2 separate regions of the Homo sapiens genome follow, and region 2 is linked to region 1. Evidence: chromatin loops called from intact Hi-C (ENCODE). Cell type or tissue: PC-9. All regions are shown on one strand. Each heading gives the region's core, and the rest is flanking DNA. Links, peaks and the distances in the headings are about the cores only.

Region 1 (11,149 bases), core at 1-8,000:
GTTAGGGTAACCTGAGTCTCAACCCTTCTACTTAGCCATAACTGCAGCAAGAAGCCTGAGGACCTGCAGAGCAGAGCAAAGCCAGAAGGTGTCTTCAAGATTCCATTCAAAATAAGTTATATCCATCCTGATAAAAAATATTCCTAGACCTATGAGTTTCTTCTACACAAGAAGCAGAGAAGACCAGAAGCCTGGGCAATTGGTGTCATTTCTATGTTTGTCACTTTATTCACACCAATAATAAATAGATATCTTTTCTTTCTTAATAGCCTTATACTAAAGAATGCTTTAAATGAGCCATGCAGGTGAATCAGGAAGGACTGCAATAGATAATGTGCAAAGTACTGAAGTTAGTTCACAAAAGCCATTCTGTAACGGTATTGAGCTAACAGGCCACCGTGTGTACTATATAAAAACAGGTCTCCTCAAAATCTCCAGGTTTGGACTCCGGATTAGTCTCCCAAGAAATACAGTAGATAAAATCACATCCTTTAATTGGAAGTTTTATAAGACAACACCTTGTATCTCACTACATACACAAAGAATGGGACTGCTTCTCACCTTTGCTTGTTTAGAAGTATTGAGTTTGATAGCAGAAACCTTCCCAGCATGATCACCTACAAAAACTCTAAGAATAGCTGTATCCCAGCAGAGAGCTGTGACTCTTCGGCCTTTGTGTTCTGAAGACACATACATTTGTTCCGGTTTCCCACGACGCTCTTGATTTAATTCCCAAACAACCACAAGACCTTGACTGCAAGAATTGAGTCACAGAGGCAAACGTGGCAACAGTGAACAAGGTACAATTTTGTTGCATCACAGTATCAACTATATCAAATACATATGCAACTCTTGTTCTTCAGAAAAGAGGAAGTATTATAAAAAGTCAAGGTATTAATTTCCTTGTTTTAGTCACCAAACCAGTTTAATAGGAGAAGTTAAATGATCTAAATTATCTCTGTTCCCTTTATCTTTTAAGGCCTTTGAAATGTTGTAACCTTAAATTAGCATTTTCTACAAATACTAGGATGACCAGCTGTCCATTCTGGTTTGCTGGGTACTGAGAGATTTCCTGAGACACAGGAGTTTCACTGTTAAAACCGGGACAATCCTAGGCAAACCAGGATGGTTGGTCACCCTAACAAACACATGTGTCAATTTAAAATGCATTTGAAAAAGGACAGATAGTTTTGGAACAGATTCTTACCTGGTAGCTACAGCAACATAATCATCATCATGTAAACAACAGGCGACTTGAGAAATTGCACCTTCCTAGAGCACAAAAGAAAATACATTTTTTAAATCTCAAGTTTTACATTATTATTATTATTATTTTTTTTTTTTTTTTTGAGACTGAGTCTCGCTCTGTTGCCCAGGCTGGGGAGCAATGGTGCGATCTCGGCTCACTGCAACCTCCACTTCCTGGGTTCAAGCGATTCTCCTGCCTCCGCCTCCCAAGTAGCTGGGATTACAGGCACTCACCACCACGCCCAGCTAATTTTTGTGTTTTTAGTGGAGACGGGGTTTCACCATGTTGGCCAGGCTGGTCTCCAACTCCTGACCTCAGGTAATCCATCCGCCTTGGCCTCCCAAAATGCTGGGATTACAGGCGTGAGACACCGCACCAAGCCAAGTTCTACATTCTTTTATTCCAAATGATTATTTATATTGGAGAAATTTGCATTTATGAAAGAGACTCCAAATGGTGTATGACAGAGCTGCCCTTAATCTTACCCTGTGTGAAAGAAAAAGCCTGTGCTTCCAGCCTTCTTTCTGAATGAGATGGAGTCCTCCTCCTGAACTGCCCAAAGCCAACCATTTCCGAGACACAGCTATGCTCGTGCACTAAAAACATGTGAAGAGAAGTGTGAGATAATCACAGCTACTTAACCAAATAGACTATCCACTGAAAATAAATACTGAGGATTTATGCATCAGGCTCCTTCCCTCACTTTACCCTCTGCCCATATGGACACAATATGACACTTATTCTCTAGTTCTAGAATAGTAAAAAATACTGAAGAAAGAACATTTTGTTTTTAAACTTCTAAATGAATCTCACAAAGGCTGAATAGGCTCCATTGTATGAGTAATTTTCCCTTGGCAAACGCTGGCTGTTAAGACTTCATATTTTGTGTAATTTGGCTAGGTCATTCCAATGCTGACTACAACAATGGAAGACCAAGGAAGTTACCAGAAGATAAAGCAACCAGGTTAAATATTCGTTCATTTAAATCATTTCTAATCTGTACAAACACCACAAAACATCCACAAGTCTTAGGGTAGGTGAGACTCCATCAGAGAATGCAGTGGTCATGCCGTGCCCAATACCCCGTGGTAAAAGTTATTAGTTGATTGACTAAGAGACATTCCCAATCTTCTTCAATTTTGTTGCTTTTCACCATAGAAGTTGGAAAACCTAAATATTCACCTTCCCAGTTCCCTAGTTGCCAAGGGTTGTCATGTAACTCAATTCTAGCTAATAAGACCAAGGCTGCTGAGGCCTTGATGAAAGATGAAAGGCAGAGCCTGTAGAAAGCCTTTGCCCTTTGCCCCCACTTTCTTGAGATGTTAATGAGAACAGTAAGACTGGAGACAGGACACATATTGCAAAAGCAGCTAAAAGCTAACATATGTGCAATGGTAGAACAGGAAAAATGGGAGCCAGTTATATCATTGGGCCACTACACTAAACCCAGAACACTAACCTCCTATGAGATTATAAACATCTTTACCACGTAAGCTCCTATTAATATGTTACACCATACTGTAATTTGCAGCTGAAAAAATGTCTAACTGATATCAAGCCTCAAAATTGTTACTCATATTACTGTCTATCACTTCCTATTTTCCCTTTCCTCAGATGCTAGTATCTCCTTTAGGGCAGTAGCAAAAGTATAAAAATGAAATTACTTTGGTACTGGTTATGAAACTTTGTTTTTTACCACATCATTCCTGAGTTTAATCAAAATAACTCAGAGATTGAAGGAAGTACATAGTTCTTTGAATTCCAAGGACAATCAAAACACATACTTATTGAGGGAAAAAAAAAAATAGCTCAGGGCAGTCTGAGCTATGTGAAGTATGCAGGCCCAGACAGAAATGAATATGAGATATCAGTCATGCACCCACTCTCTGCACCCACGCCTGGGGGCAATTGTTTAAAGTAATTTTGTCACTGACTAGCTGTCTCACCTGTTACCTTCATGTCACTGAAATCTGTGATACAAAGAACAATGTATAGCCAATCAATAGTTTTTGTTATTTTAATATGAGTTTTTGCTAAACAACTCAGAATCTGCCTCTTCTTTTCCTTTAAAAATCCACTTGGGCTGGACAAGGTGGCTCATGCCTATAATCCCAACATTTTGGGAGGTCAGGATGTCGAGACCAGCCTGGGCAACAGAATAAGACTCCAGCCCTAATTTAAACATTTTTATTTTTAAGAAATCCAGGCCAGGCGCAGTGGCTCACGCCTGTAATCCCAACACTTTGGGAGGCCAAGGTGGGCGGATCACGAGGTTAGGAGATCGAGACCATCCTGGCCAATAAAGTGAAACCCCGTCTCTACTAAAAATACAAAAATTAGCTGGGTGTGGCAGTGCGTGCCTGTAATCCCAGCTACTTGGGAGGCTGAGGCAGTAGAATCACTTGAACCCAGGAAGTGGAGGTTGCAGTGAGCCAAGATTGCGCCACTGAACTCCAGCCTGGTGACAGAGCTAGACTCCGTCTCAAAAAAAAAAAAAAAGGCCGGGTGCGGTGGCTCATGCCTGTAATTCCAGCACTTTGGGAGGCCAAGGCAGAAGGACTCACTGAGCCCAGGAGTTTGAGACCAGCTACAGCAACATAATGAAACCCTATCTCTAAAAAATATATAAAAATTAGGCAGGCCATGTGGTGTGGTACATGCCTGTAGTCCCAGCTACTTGAGAGGCTGAGGCAAGAAGACTGCCTGACGCCAGTTCAAGGCTACAGTGCACTGCAGTGTGCTATGACTCAGCTATGATGCCTGTGAATAGCCACTGCACTCCAGCTTGGGCAACATAGTAAGACCGCATCCCCCCTCCCCCGACCAGCCGTCTCAAAAAATAATCCACCCAGCACTTTGGGAGGCCGAGGCGGGCGGATTACTTGAGGCCAGGTGTTCAAGACAAGCCTGGCCAACATGGCAAAACCCCGTCTCCACTAAAAATTCAAAAATTAGCCAGGCATGATGGTACACACCTGTAATCCTAGCCTCTCTGGTGGCTGAGGCATGAGAATCACTTGAACCCGGGAGGCAGAGTTTGCAGAGAGCTGAGATGGTGCCACTGTACTCCATCCTGGGCAACAGAGCAAGACTACATCTCAAAAATAAATAAATAAATAAATAAATAAATAAATAATCCACTTGTAACTGCTGCTAATCAAAGTGTATATTTAAAGCAACTTTTATCTATGTTCCCAGGTTGTAATCCTCAAGCTTGGCCCTAATAAACTGTCTGCTTATATTATTTTCGCCTTTGTCTGTTTTGTTTTCTGGGTTTTTTTATTCCTTTTGAGATAGGGTCTTGCTGTGTCACCCAGGCTGGAATGCAGTGGAGCTATCACAGCTCACTGTAGCCTCAACCTCCCTGGCTCAAGCAATGCTCCCAACTCAGCCTTCTGAGTAGCTGGGACCACAGATACCCACCACCACGTCCAGCTGATTTTTGTATTTTTTGTAAAGATGGGGTTTTGCCATATTTCCCAAGCGGTCTCAAACTCCTGAGCTCAACCAATCCTCCCACTTCTGCCTCCTAAATTGCTGGGATTACAGGCATGAGCCACCAAGCCAGGGCAGCTTCTTCCTCTTAGCTTCTTCCTCTTAGGTCGACATTCTGCCCAGAGCTAACTAACTTTTGCTTTTCTCCCTAAAACGAGGGTTACACCAGACTCCCTGTTTTGGAATGACCTTAGTATAACTACATGTTATTCAAAATGTAAAGGGGTTATTGGGGCTCAGCAACCAATACCCCAAAATAGGGAGCTTTGACATGCTGACAGTTCTTAGAAGCTGCCTCAAAACCAAAGTCCCTTTAACCTTGTCTCGTTTCCACCTCTCCACCAAGCACAGAGTGGGACTCTCTCCAGAGGAATTTCCTTATCTGACCAAGAAAGCTTCTTTCCAAAGTGGGCCAGGCTCAATGGCTCATGCCTGTAATCCCAGCACTTTGGGAGGAGGCAAGAGGATTGTCTGAGGCTAGGAGTTTGGGACGAGCCTGGCCAACATGGTGAAACTCTGTCTCTACGAAAAACACAAAAATTAGCCGGGCGTGGTGGCAGGTGCCTGTAATCCCAGCTACTCTGGAGGCTGAGGCACAAGACTCACTTGAACCCAGGAAGTGGAGGTTGCAGTAAGCCAAGATCGTGCCACTGCACTCCAGCCTAGGCAAGGGAGTGAAACTCTATCTTAAAAAAAAAAAAATAGAAAGAAAGAAAGAAAGAAAAAGAAAGCTTCCTTCCAAAAGAAATGCAATTGTCCTAAACCCTTTCCCTAAGGATCTCATCAAATAACCAGGAAAAATCAACAGACCGGGAGTCATCATCATGCCCAGATAGACTTTTCATTTATTCTTCTGAAGGTAGCTCCAAGAGTTTATCTGGGGGATTTTACCTGCATAAGTCAGATTGTTCCTATGCAGCTCCATCCCTCACCTTCCCATGTCTGCCTCCCACTTGCTAGGTCTATTCATTCTCCATAATGATTTATTGCCACTCAAAACAATCATCTACATTCTCCATATCCCCACTTCCCTATGAAAGAGGGTACACACAGCCAGGCATGGTGGCTCCCTCCTGTTATCCCAGTGCTTTAGGGAAGCCAAAGGCCAAGGCACATGATTGCTTGAGGCCAGGAGTTCGATGTTATCATGAGCTATGGTCTCACCACTGTACTCCAGCCTGGGCAACATAGCAAGACCCCATCTCTACAAAAACTTTAAAAATTAGCCTGGCATGGTATCGAGTATGTTTAGTCCCAGCTGCTCAGGAGGATGAGGCAAGAGAATTACTTGAACCCAGGAGTTTGAGGTTACAGTGAGCTAGGATCTCCCCATTGCACTTAGGCCTGAGCAACAGAGACAACCTGTTTCAAAAGAAGAAAAAAAAAAGAAAGAAAAGAAAATAAGATTTTATATGCCTTTTCTCCTATTAATCTTATTTTTAGTAGCTGATTTTTAGCAAACCTTCAGAAGATGAAGAGACAGTTTTCTCTTGGTCTTTGTGAGATATACTCATTTATACCATTTTATTTTCAATCAAATATATTACTTTCTGAGAGAAGACAGCAAGAACACTAACGGGGAAAAATGAAGCAAGTCAGTATCATGGTTTCCAGGGATGGTAAATTAGAATTCAAAAGATAGCTCAAAAAATAAATCAAGAAAGAGCTATGAAAATTATACCTCTATGTAAAGTGTCAACCTAAAAGGAAGAAGTTGAGGCCAAATTAACATTGACTTTATTTGGGCCAAGGTTGAGGATGCAGCCTAGGACAAACTTCCAAGTTGCCTTGGGGAATGCTCTGGAAAACAAGAAACTCAAGTTTTCAGAAGAGGCTGTTTGTCAGGAATTCTCATTGGCTTACAGCAATAACATTGATTAGTGATTGGCTATACACTTTTGAACTATGAAGTGTACTGCATTTTATCACTACTTGGTGTCAGTTAGTCTAGTGCCCACATAGCAAGTAGCTTCAAGAGGTAATTAATTAGCTCAAACAAAAGTGATAAAACCTGTAATCCCAGCACTTTGGGAGGCCGAGGCGGGCAGATCACGAGGTCAGGAGATCGAGACCATCCTGGCTAACATGGTGAAACCCCGTCTCTACTAAAAATACAAAAAATTAGCCAGACGTGGTGGCGGGCACATGTGGTCCCAGCTACTTGGGAGGCTGAGGCAGGAAAACGGTGTGAACCCGGGAGGCGGAGCATGCAGTGAGCTGAGATCACACCACTGTACTCCAGCCTGGGCAACAGAGCGAGACTCCGTCTCAAAAAAAAAAAAAGAGTGATAAGAGACTACTGTTTCATTCCAATGCTTCTCCGGGCCTGATAAATTTTTTTTTTTTTTTTTTGAGAGAGTCTTACTCTGTTGCCCAGGCTACAGTGCAGTGGCATGACCTCGACTCACTGCAACCTCCACCTCCCGGGTTCAAGTGATTCTCGTGCCTCAGCCTCCCGAGTACCTGGGATTACAGGCGCGTGCCACCTTGCCCGGCTAATTTTTGTATTTTTAGTAGAGACAAAGTTTCACCATGTTGGCCAGGCTGGTCTTGAACTCCTTGCCTCAAGTGATCCACCCACCTCAGCCTCCCAAAGTGCTGGAATTACAGGTGTGAGCCACCACGCCCAGCCTGGGCCTGATAATTTAAAGGGGCTCACACTCCTCAGATAAAAAGTTTATTTTCTTCTTTTTTTTCCCCCACAAAAGTATGACTAGGACAGGTAAGAACACCCAAGATTCCACAAAACGTTAAGGAACTGGAGGGTAGGGGCACAGTAACAGAGAGCACGTGAAAATGAAACTGATACAAGGATCAAGAAATTCACCTTTAGACGACTGGAGTCCAGCCGCAGGGCTGAGAGTAATGGATCCAGAGATTCAAACTCTGCAAGAACATGGCTGTAGGACTCTGGTATCACTGGCACAAAAGCCATTTAGCCAGAAAGCTGAAACTTGTTGAATGATAGATACAGTATTCCTCACCTGAATAAAATCCACAAAAATATAATTTAAGAAGCCCACCATTCATTTAACATGCATTTAACAAATATGTGGGGAACATAGAGAAACATGAGAAAGTCCCCACTATACAGGGACTTAGAAAGAAAACACATAAGGTAACATCGTATGCCACAGTGTGTTTACATTGTGTCATTCCCTGACTCTAAAACTCCCAGAGTAGCAGGTACGGATTCTCAGGGCCCTCCATAAGCCTATCCCCCTGTATTATCTAACAGTGTGAGTAAACAGAATAGGTAGAGTAGGATTTAGGAAAATTGGCATATCACCCTGAGTTAAAACAGCAACCTTGCTGCTGCATTTCTATGAATACTAAATCTTCTGTCTTTAGGAGTCTCTCATTAAAACGCAATCTTCTGTAAAGGCCTCAACTTATTAACTGTTATCAGCAAACCCTACAGTTATCAGCTAACAATTTAACAGTGGTTTATAGGAATAGGCCACTAGACTTCTCTCTTCAACCGAGCAGGGGCTTAGTAAGTATGGTGAATGAATGAACAGATCTACTAAGTGAGAAGGTACAGGGAATTAGAGCACAAAGAAAAATAAGCGCTTCAACAAAAGAGACTAGATAGGACAGAATACGGATAAGAATACAAGGTAACAAATGCCAAATAACCAGTGAGGACTTTGTAAAGTAACACGAAAGTTTTTATGTGTTCACCTACTCTCAAATGCACTTTTTTGTCAACTTGCACCAATCTCCAGAAAAAAAGAAAAGAAAATTCTACTCATTAATTATAACTTTTCTCAATCACTTGTTACCTGCCAAATTTAGAAAGCCAATGAATACAACAGAAAAAGTCATGAACTGTTTATACATTCTTGTTGTTTGTTCATGCTTTACGTTTTTGACTTTTTTTCCAGAAACATATATATTCCATCACTCATTTATTCAACAAATTTGTACTGAGCACCCACCTACGTGCCAGACATTATTCTAGGTCCTGGAGATGATAAAGTTCTAACCCTCATAGAGCATACTTTCTAGTGGCAAAACGAAGACTATATTTTTTATTGCACACACATAACACAATCTTATTTTCTGCTAGTAACACTGTTCCTAATACACCTTGACCTCTGCAAGGAGAATGTTCAGGAAAAAAAAAAAGAAAAAACCCAGAAAGAAACTTTCACATGCCTGTACTCAAAATATTTGAGAATTATTGACCTAAGAAAATCTTCCCTCATTGTTTTCACTCATTCATTTCATTGAGTACCTAGTAAAGTACCAGGCACAGTGGTAAAAATAAGACAAGTAAAATAATTCCAGAAGTCAGTCAGTTTATAATACGGAGGAAAAGACAAATACCACACACACACACACACACACACACACACACACACACACATCTTATAAGGGAAACATAAGCAAACTGCTTTGTTAGAACTTTACAGGACAGAGGGATCACATTGAATTAAAGGGAACTGAAGAAAACGCTCTAAGGAAAGTAGTACTGATGCTGACTAGGCTTTTATCTCAAGGAAAAGGGAAAGGGTAGCAGGTAGGGTAGCAATAAGCAAATATATAGAGAAGAAAAAAATGCAGAATATACTAGAAGAATACAAATTTAGTCTTTGGTTGAAACAGGATACAAGCAACGGAATAATGAAAGATAAAGCTGGAATCTTAATTTGGGCCCAAGTTACAAAACACTTTGAATTTCAAACCAAAGAACCTGAACTTAACTTGGCAGGCAACAGAAAGGAATTGAAGAATTGTGTGTTGGGAGGTCACACAATTTCTGTAAAGTGCTGTGGGTGGTTAGATGCTAGAAAACAAAGACTTGAGAAAACGGGTGGGTGATATGAAAATGAGGATAAAACATTTCAATTACTCAAGAAGTCTGGTGGAAAAGGAGAAAACCTCTCTTGACGTTATTATTGGGGAGACTCTTCAACAGATTTGTAGGTAGTAGCTAAAAGTAGAGTCTAGAACGAAAGGGACTGAAGATTCAAGAAAAAGATAAAACCATGGTACAGGATCCAAGAGATGGAAAGGAATGATAATATCATAGTGTCTCTTCTACTTGTGATCTTGAAACAAAGAAACTCTGAGTAGGTCATTTTGCCTTAATCTCGGTAAAAAGAGAATGTCCTGGAAGTTATAATATAATGCGGGGGTGTGCAGGGGGACACACCTAGTAAGTTCTACTGAAAAGAAAAAAAGAATTTAACAGAAATGAGAATGGAAAATAAAAACAGCATAAGCAATGCCAATTCTCAGAGAAGCTGCTGAATGACAGTGTTAAACCAACTTCAACTTTATACTTTATGTTTACTCTCCCTGAAATGACTGCTTCCCTTCCAGATTTTCTTATCCAAACATACCCAGCTTTCAAGATCGCACATGAGCCCTACTTCCTAGAATTCTCAAGATGGAAAAAGATTCATAGGTAATTCAGTGAACATGTCCACCTAATTCAGAAATTAGTTTTGCCCTAGATCCCTGAACATTTTCAGCCATGGAAAGAAAGCACTCACTCTCATGAAGCTGCCAATTCCAGTCCTCCAAAGGGCTCACTATTATAAGGTTCTTTTTAATACTATGCTGAAGCCTGATCACTTAGAGCTCTACCATTATTCCTAATTGTATGTAGCTTCTACAGCTGAAGGGAACAAGCTGTCTCTTTCCAAAACAATCCTTCTGTATTTGAAAAGCATTATCAGGTCTTCTAAAAATTTAACATTCCCAGTTTCTTCATCACTCCTGACATGACATTTTCCAACCCTCTGTTCCAGTCAACCTTCTACAGAGGCACTGTAGTTTGCCTAAAAATGAGGTGCCTAGAACTGAGCATAATACTCCTTAAGTAGTTAGATGAGCCCAGAATAGAGTAGAAACACTAACTTCCTGGATCTAGACACTAAGTTTCTATATTACAACCTAAAAACAGTATTAGTTGTGTTTAAGTGGCCATGTTACACATTGATTCAACAGAGCAAGTGGTCAACTAAAACCCAAAGAAATTGTTTACATAAATAAAATCTTCTTAGCCAGTAGCTACATACAGTAGAACTGAGCTCAAATTGAAAGCTGCTATTAATCAAATGCAACAATGGATATAAAAAGTACCTAGAAATGTACAAACAGTATAAAGAGGAACAGCAGAATGCTGATAATTGTTCAAGTTGCGTTAAGTGTACATGAGGGTTCAATTTATTATCCTACTTTTGTCTGCGTTTGAAATTTTCCACAATAAAATTTAAAAAATATATACATAATATTGTACAAGCCTTCAACAGCTCTATTTCTTGAAAATCTGTTATCTCCTCCCTGCTTCTTTTTCCAGCCTTATTTCCCATCTTAACCTCTCTATTCTCCAACTACATTGGACTCGACTCTTTTTTTCTTTTTCATTCCATAAACTTGCTGTGCCTCCAT
Region 2 (8,000 bases), core at 1-8,000, 180 kb after region 1:
AGTGCTGAAAAGTCATTAATAGAGTAAAATATTTAAAATTATGGATTTCATTAACAGCAACAGGAGGCAGCCAAATGCTGAGGCAGATGGGGTGGGTCCCCGGTGAAACGCCACCTTCAAGCCAAAAACAGCCTGAAGGCTGAAAGATTGGACTGCTGGTCCCGGATGAAACCCCTGACCTAGAGTGAGAACTTCTATTCCTGTTTGCCCACCCTTTCCCATTGATTCTTCCTCAATAATGCCTTTTAACCAATCAAATGTTGCCTTTTCCAATACTACCTATGGCCTGCCCTTCCCCTATTCTGAGCCTGTAAGAAGCCGCAGGACTCAGCCACTTAGAGGGGACTTTCCCACCTTTGGGTAGGGGAACCACCCCTGCATCCCCTCTCCAGTGAAAGCTCTTTCATCAGTCAATAAAACTCCCTGTCTTGCTCACTCTTGATTGTCAGTGCATCCCCATTCTTTGTGGGCACAGGACAAGAACTCGGGAACCAGCGGGTAAGCCAGACTCGGCCCAAGTGGGCCGAATGGGAGGGCTGTCTCTGGCAGCAGGTAGCATGGCTGAGGGAGGCCCAGGCAGGGTGTCGCTCGTCAGAGGTCCCTGGCTTGCAGAGTGACTGAGAAGAAAATCCTGCATCATCAACACTATCACTGCTTCACTTCATTCAAACAATTCTGCCCAACCAGCCACCATAATTCAGGGCTAAGCCCCTTCGGCAGTTAAATTCTTTAAAAATTTCTTATGCAGCCAAAAGACACATGAAAAAATGCTCATCATCACTGGCCATCAGAGAAATGCAAATCAAAACCACAATGAGATACCATCTCACACCAGTTAGAATGGTGATCATTAAAAAGTCAGGAAACAACAGGTGCTGGAGAGGATGTGGAGAAATAGGAACACTTTTACACTGTTGGTGGGACTGTAAACTAGTTCAACCATTGTGGAAGTCAGTGTGGCGATTCCTCAGGGATCTAGAACTAGAAATACCATTTGACCCAGCCATCCCATTACTGGGTATATACCCAAAGGATTATAAATCATGCTGCTATAAAGACACATGCACACATATGTTTATTGCAGCACTGTTCACAATAGCAAAGACTTGGAACCAACCCAAATGTCCAACAATGATAGACTGGATTAAGAAAATGTGGCACATATACACCATGGAATACTATGCAGCCATAAAAAATGATGAGTTCATGTCCTTTGTAGGGACATGGATGAAGCTGGAAACCATCATTCTCAGCAAACTATCACAAGGACAAAAAAACCAAACACTGCATGTTCTCACTCATAGGTGGGAACTGAACAATGAGAACACATGGACACAGGAAGGGGAACATCACACATCGGGACCTGTTGTGGGGTGGGGGGAGGGATAGCATTAGGAGATATACCTAATGTTAAATGACGAGTTAGTAGGTGCAGCACAACAACATGGCACATGTATACATATGTAACTAACCTGCATGTTATGCACATGTACCCTAAAACTTAAAGTATAATAAAAAAAAAAAAGAAAAAAAAATTTCTGTTCCCAAGGGAACATCCAAATTCTTTAACAAAGAATACTACCATAATTACCATAATTCAATCTCCTGGACTTGCTTTGGTTTCCATTTTTGGCAGGGAGGGGAAAACTGATTTATAATTTTGGTCTCTCACAACAAATTCAAAGGATTAGAAAAAATGTAAAATGCAATATAATTTGAGAAAACTTTACTAAAACACCTTAACACAAGGAAGAAAAAACATTAGATCGTTTCTGTAACCATTAAAATTTTTTTTCTAGTAGAGAGGTAGTCTCACTATGTTGCTCAGGCTGGTCTCAAATTCCAGGCTCAAGCTATCCTCCTTCCTCAGCCTCCTGGAGTGCTGGGATTACAGGCATGAGCCACTGTGCCTGGCATCCCACCTATTTGCTATTGCAAAAAACAAAAACAAAAGAAACAAAAAAACCTCAAAGTATAGGAATCTGCTATAATTCCTGGTTTGTAACAGGAGTGGTGGCCCAGCTCATGCTTCAGTGAGCATACATCCTCCTTTTCCATTGCTCCATGTTGCCCATCTCATCTTCAAATTACAGTATTAGGCAGGAAGCTTTTGGTAGATCTTTTTTTTTTGTATTTGGGTATTTTTTGTTTTTAACTGATAAAATTTTTATTTCACTTTTGAAGTTTTACACTTTTCCTGATTATTCTGTGTAAGGTGAAACTGGAACTGTTTAAAAGACATACACAAACCTAGTACATCAGTAACAGGATTTTTCTTTTTTGCTATACTATTTTCACAACCACAGGTGTGCTTGCTAGACAATATAACCATCACAGAAGAAAACATTAGGCAGAATACTGGTTAAGGAAAAACAAAGCAAGAAAAGAGCTACCAGATATACAAACAGGCTTAGCTCCACATTCACTACTGCATTTTCAAGGGCCAACTATTAACTGCACATTTTTGTTCAGTTAGAAAGGAGGGATTTTTGTTTTTTTTCTTTTTTTGGTTTGTTTTAAATCAGTGCATGAGGTTTTCTTTTCTCATTTCAGCAGATGGACAAACAGATGGACTCTACAGCTAGATGGAATGTTAAAGGTAGAGGGGTGATATTGTGAGACTGATAGGCCTATTATCAATTCTCTCCACTGCAGTGTCCACACAACTTCCCTGAATATAGGGTCTCGTTAAAACACATCTGAGAGTTGAGCTGGATAAGTGCACTTGGGAGACCTGGTGAGGGGCACTAAAAAGCATGATCAGGGCCAGCCTCAATACAGGGAGAAGTCAGGGATATTTAAAAATACTTTTTTGATTCAGATCCTGGTATGACTAAAGAGCAACACCGTGTTGAGAACTGGAGGAAGACAGAGCTCTGGTGCTAGAAGTTCTTCTCAAGTCTTTAAAGCCAGGCTTGCTCACCAAGTTGCTCACTAATGTCTCTCACCCCTGCCCATATACAGCATTAAAAAGTGAACAAAAGACAGGTAAAGATAGAATTCAAAAAGCAAAAAAAGGAAGGAAGCAGAAGGACAGAAATTTAGAGAGGAGGGAAGGGAAAACCAAAGTCAACAGTCAAAAAGGATGATGGGGGGCCGGGCGCAGTGGCTCACACCTGCAATTCCAGCACTTTGGGAGGCCAAGGCGGGTGGATCATGAGGTCCAGAGATCGAGATCAACATGGTGAAAACCCATCTCTACTAAAAATACAAAAATTAGCTGGGCGTGGTGGTGCGTGCCTGTAGTCCCAGCTACTTGGGAGGCTGAGACAGGAGAATCGCTGGAACCCGGGAGGCGGAGGTTGCAGTGAGCCGAGATCATGCCACTGCACTCCAGCCTGACAACACAGCAAGACTCCATCTCAAAAAAAAAAAAGGATGGTGGGAAAGAATGTTTTGATTTCAAAATTTAAAAGCCCCAAGCCAGGAAATTCAGTACTCCTCAAGTGAAAGGCAATCTCTACAGAACATCATTCTATTTTTTTTTTTTTTTGGAGATGAGGTCTCCCTACGTTGTCCAGGCTGGAGTGCGGTTATTTCACAGGTGCAACCACAGGGCACTGCAGCCTTAAACTCCTACGCTCAGGCGATCCTCCTGCCTCGGCCTCCCAAGTAGTTGGGACTATATGCCTACACCACCATGCCTGACTCAGAAGATTATTCTTAAAGGTATTATCCAGGAAACAGATAAGGTCATTCATAAAACACATGGCTTTTCTTTAGCTCAGTGTTAACAATGAAAATAGATTCCATTATTGAAGCACAAGTTGCAAATTGGTAACAAAGTGAACACACTGCAGTAGAAAAGGGGATTTAGTCAGGTGTGTTATATGAGCACTTGGACTTTTCAAGGTGTCATAAGCCAGTTATCTGCCACAAAGAATTTAAATTTCAGGATTCGAGTTTCTTCAGAGGAAGACACTGTGGACATCTGTGGTCATGAACTTTTGAGTGGCAACAGCCCAAACAGGTCAAGTGTCTTTAAGTGCCAAACAACAGGCAGCATTACTATGAATTACCATTAAACTCAAATGCCAAATGATGTGTGTCTCACTCCAGGTTCTAGCATCATAATATAATCTCTATAACCTTCTGTACAACTTTACAATGGAATTGTATTTCAATGATTCTGGTATCAGATTAAACTTTCCAAAAAGTTACACATAATTCAGGTCTATTTTTTCTACAAGTAAGAGTTTTGCTAAATTACAAAACCCCATAATCACAGTGTTGAATTAAAAAAAATTAAACACACAGTAATCCTGTCAATGTTAATCAAAATCAAAACTTCAGAATGCCGTGGCATTTATGTGACCAATCTGAGTTTTAGAATACAAACACCAGCTGTTTATCCCATGAACCATTTTTGCTAGGCTGAGGCTGTGAAAAATCCAAAGTCAACATACAATTATTTTTTACCACACAAGGGATATACGTGGAGGGTACAGAGTGACATTGAACAGATTACAAAGCACAAGAAACATTACTTCTCTCCCTCCCCAGCATCTCCTTCATCTTCCTGGTTTTCCGATGTCCACAGAGTAACACTGTCCCAAGTAATTGCATGATCAGAGTGCTGTCTTTATAAGACTCTTCATTCAGTGTATCCAATTCAGTAATTGCTTCATCAAATACTGTTTTTGCCAGGCTGCAGGCCTTTTCAGTAGAGTTTAGAATCTCATAGTAAAAGACTGAGAAATTAAGTGCCAGACCAAGTCAAACTGGATGTGTAGGCTGCATTTCTTCTTTCTTACTAATTTCAAATGCTTCCTGGTAAGCCTGCTGGGAATTCCACACAGTGGTTTGTTTGTTGTCTCCAGATGCCACTTCAGAAAAATACCTAAAATAATCTCCTTTCATTTTCAAATAGAAAATGGTTGTATAGAATTGAGAACAAGATATTTGTCCAACAGCTCCAGAACGTCATTGCAGATGTCCTGCAGTTCTGCCTCTATCTTCTCATGCTACTCTCTCCCCATCTGCTGCTGTTTCTCATTCCTCTGTTTTCTGCTCAATGCTGGAGAAGACATGCCAGGAAAGCAGCGGGCACCAACCATGTTCTTGTAGGCAACAGAGAGCAGATTTCTCTCTTCGTTGGAGTATTCATGCCTCGTTCTGTGACTGCCTTCGTGACTACAGCCATATCATCATAGCGCTCAGCCTGCTCAGTGAGTTGGCTTTCTGTACCAGCTCACTTTTATCCAGTCGTTCCCGTGGGAGGGCTGCAGGGGACGAGGATGCTTCTGAGCAAAGCTCCAAGTGAGGTGACCACTTCTTTCCCAAGCCCACTCCTCTGGCAGCGGTGGCGGTGCCTGCCGTGGCTGCAGCGACGGTAGCAGCAGCTCCTGTATTCGGATATTTTTAAAGTTCAAGCAAAATAAGGCAAAATGCCTTACAGCTTGGTTCTGTGTAGTAAAGAATTAACTTTACCCAGAGAGGCCACGCCTTTGCCCTTGGCTCCTGGAGGTGATGTCTAAGCCCTCAGAACTTCCTGACTAATTAGAGTGTTCTTTATCTACACCAGACAGTCTAACAGTGTGATTTATGGGGGGGTCTGGGCCATGCAGTGATAGGTAACAGCTCAACCTCTGGAGGAGCTGGAGACTAAAGGTCAGCCTCACAGGCAGTCAATGGTGTCTATATGACCAAGTCCTGATAAAAACTCTAGACCCAAGGCTCAGGTGAGCTACCTTGGTGGGTAATACTCCATGCATAATGATACATACTGTTACTGGGAAAAGTCAGCACTGCCTATGACTCCACTGGGAGAAGACAACTAGAAGCTTTGCACTTGAAACTTTCTGGGTTGCCCACGTGTCTTTCCTCAGCCTATTTTAATCTGTATCTTTTGCCATAAGTCATAACTGTGAGTATAATAGCTTTCAGTGAGCTTTTAAAGTCCTTCTAGATAATTATAGAACTTTAGGGTGGCCTTGGGAAACCATGAACTTGCAATGAGTGTCAGAAGTGCAGGTGGTTTTGTGAACTTCCAAACTTTACAGGTCCTTAACTAAAGAGTATTTTCTTACCTAATCAAGAACTTGCTCTTCATGGCAATTTGTAGAATAAGTCGGTCTACTTCAAATGAGGCCATATAAAAAGGCAACACATCTTTCCACACTCACTGAACATACAGATTAAAATACGTCAGAGAGTGAGCTCTCTTTCACAGACTTAATATGAATTAAAGTCTTAGCTGTTCAGTCATCTGGACAGAATTTAGACCGAATAAAAATCTCTAATTTCTTATACTGTACTTAAAAAGTCCTTTAAAGAAAGTGAAAAAGAGCCAATTTCTACAAGAGTTTGGTTTAGAATTTCATATCCAAAGGATGATTCATGATATGATGACTATTGAAGATTTCATTAAGTCCCCAGTTTATAGTAAGGCTGCATTAGCAAAAGGAATTTTAAAACCTTTCTAGAAGAACCTGTCTTATAATCTATATGAAATATTATGATGGTTCTTGTGAGACAGGAAGGAAAATCCTTCTCCCATAGATTACGTACCTAAATGATATGTCTATAATTAAGCATTCAATCACATGCAACAGTGGTGGTATTCCATTCATTGGCACAGAAGTTATCAGAACTAATGAAAACTTAAGAGTCTTTTTATAGTTAGTGAATTTTTCACACATAAACACATCAACATACTTTGTTAAAGCTATTATATCTGGTCTAATGGGTCAAATTATACTGATGCTAAATTTTTAAATCCTTATTTTTAAAAACACACATTTAAATCCTGGAATTTACATTCTGTTTCTCTTTATAGAATATGTTCAGGCAAATGCTACCATAATACCACCAAATAAGTCCTTGCCAAGACTTTCCAGCCAAAGTCATTAACCCTCAAAATAAGAACCAAGCCGAGGCAGCAGTCGCTTGGCCTATAAAGGTCACAGTTCACCTGAGGAAGTTACAAACACCAAGATTAGACCTAGTCTTATCTCTATCACACATAGACTTCACTGTGAAGTATATCTAAACTTTAAAAAATCGAACTACTTTGTAAAAAAAAAAAAAGGAATTATAACTAAGATCTGAAATAAGAAAGTAAAAAAAGAAAAACCCAGAGTTTTTCAAAGAAGTAAAAGAAAAACTCATCAAAGTTCAAAATTCGATGAACCATGCCACTTTAAGATAATGTTTATGCAAACAAATAAGAAAAAAGATTTGGTGGAAGATTCTCATCTACTTTGTGAACACTTACCAAACCAAACTTTCTTCTCAAACATCTTAGAAGAAATTTGAATATTCTCTATACCTGCTATAACAAGAATAAGAAGAGTTTTTGGCAAACTGCCATACCCCAAGTCCCCAACACACTGACCTTTTTACTCAAGCAGAGTCAGATTTCAAAAGTGCCCTTCTACAATTCCAGATTAGCAGTTGAAGAGCTAACAGACTTTGAGTAACAATCTTAAGCAAAACTTCCTTTAAATGTCAGGTAGGATCTGATCTCCAAACTTAATCCTTAGGAAATAAGATATAATTTTTCTAGTATTAGGAAACCAACACTCTACACTCAATGGACCCAAAAATTCATTGAATAATTTATGCAAGTATATTCACAGTGCACTAGTATACACTACCTGATTTAAAGCCACTATTTAAACACTTAAGACACCCGGTTTCATTTATCTCCTAAGAGTATTTACAAACGATCACTACTTCCTGGAACTCAAATGAAGCTATTTTATATTAGAGAAAGAATCCATAAGCCCAAAGTAAACTATAACTCAACGATAATTTTTCTGACCTCACCCTTAATCAGCAAAAGTAAACTACCTGCCCAGCATTTTTACTCCTGGATGTTACTTGCTCAGGCCCACATAATGGTCCTAGGTCTGGCATCTGTGCTACACAGCAAACTATGGAGCCCAAGTAATCCCACACAGTAGCTTACTGACCATCTATTTAGAAACTAGACCGAGAACATATGAGGATTATTTTTCTTTCATAATAAAAAACAAAAAACAGGTCTATCTCTGAAG

Evidence for each region. Peaks named below come from ENCODE experiments on the same cell type or tissue, not always from the same donor. Only the 100,000 strongest peaks of a DNase experiment are listed, where the experiment ranks them.
Region 2: a loop joins it to region 1, with 8 times the contacts of the local background. A loop is called at or near these places in 5 of 110 quality-filtered maps.

What each region holds. Positions count from the first base shown.
Region 1 is chr11:18,310,180-18,321,328 of GRCh38, forward strand. It overlaps HPS5 (HPS5 biogenesis of lysosomal organelles complex 2 subunit 2), which reads right to left. Exons shown (of 23, transcript NM_181507.2): 2 at 7,572-7,728; 3 at 1,735-1,845; 4 at 1,208-1,272; 5 at 562-754. The coding sequence starts at 7,679. Among named protein-coding and RNA genes, the nearest start is that of HPS5, 6.4 kb to the right of the region's middle. RefSeq lists an enhancer at 648-727. In PC-9, for the core only: no CTCF peak of the experiment used is centred there; DNase peaks (open chromatin) are centred at 792, 3,072 and 3,982; H3K4me3 peaks cover 1,422 bases; H3K27ac peaks cover 5,532 bases.
Region 2 is chr11:18,485,750-18,493,749 of GRCh38, forward strand. The region is part of intron 7 of TSG101 (tumor susceptibility 101); the gene reads right to left. It also overlaps the pseudogene YWHABP2. Among named protein-coding and RNA genes, the nearest start is that of LDHAL6A, 34 kb to the left of the region's middle. RefSeq lists a silencer at 389-598 and an enhancer at 559-608. In PC-9, for the core only: no CTCF peak of the experiment used is centred there; DNase peaks (open chromatin) are centred at 4,742, 5,492, 7,332 and 7,702; H3K27ac peaks cover 3,495 bases.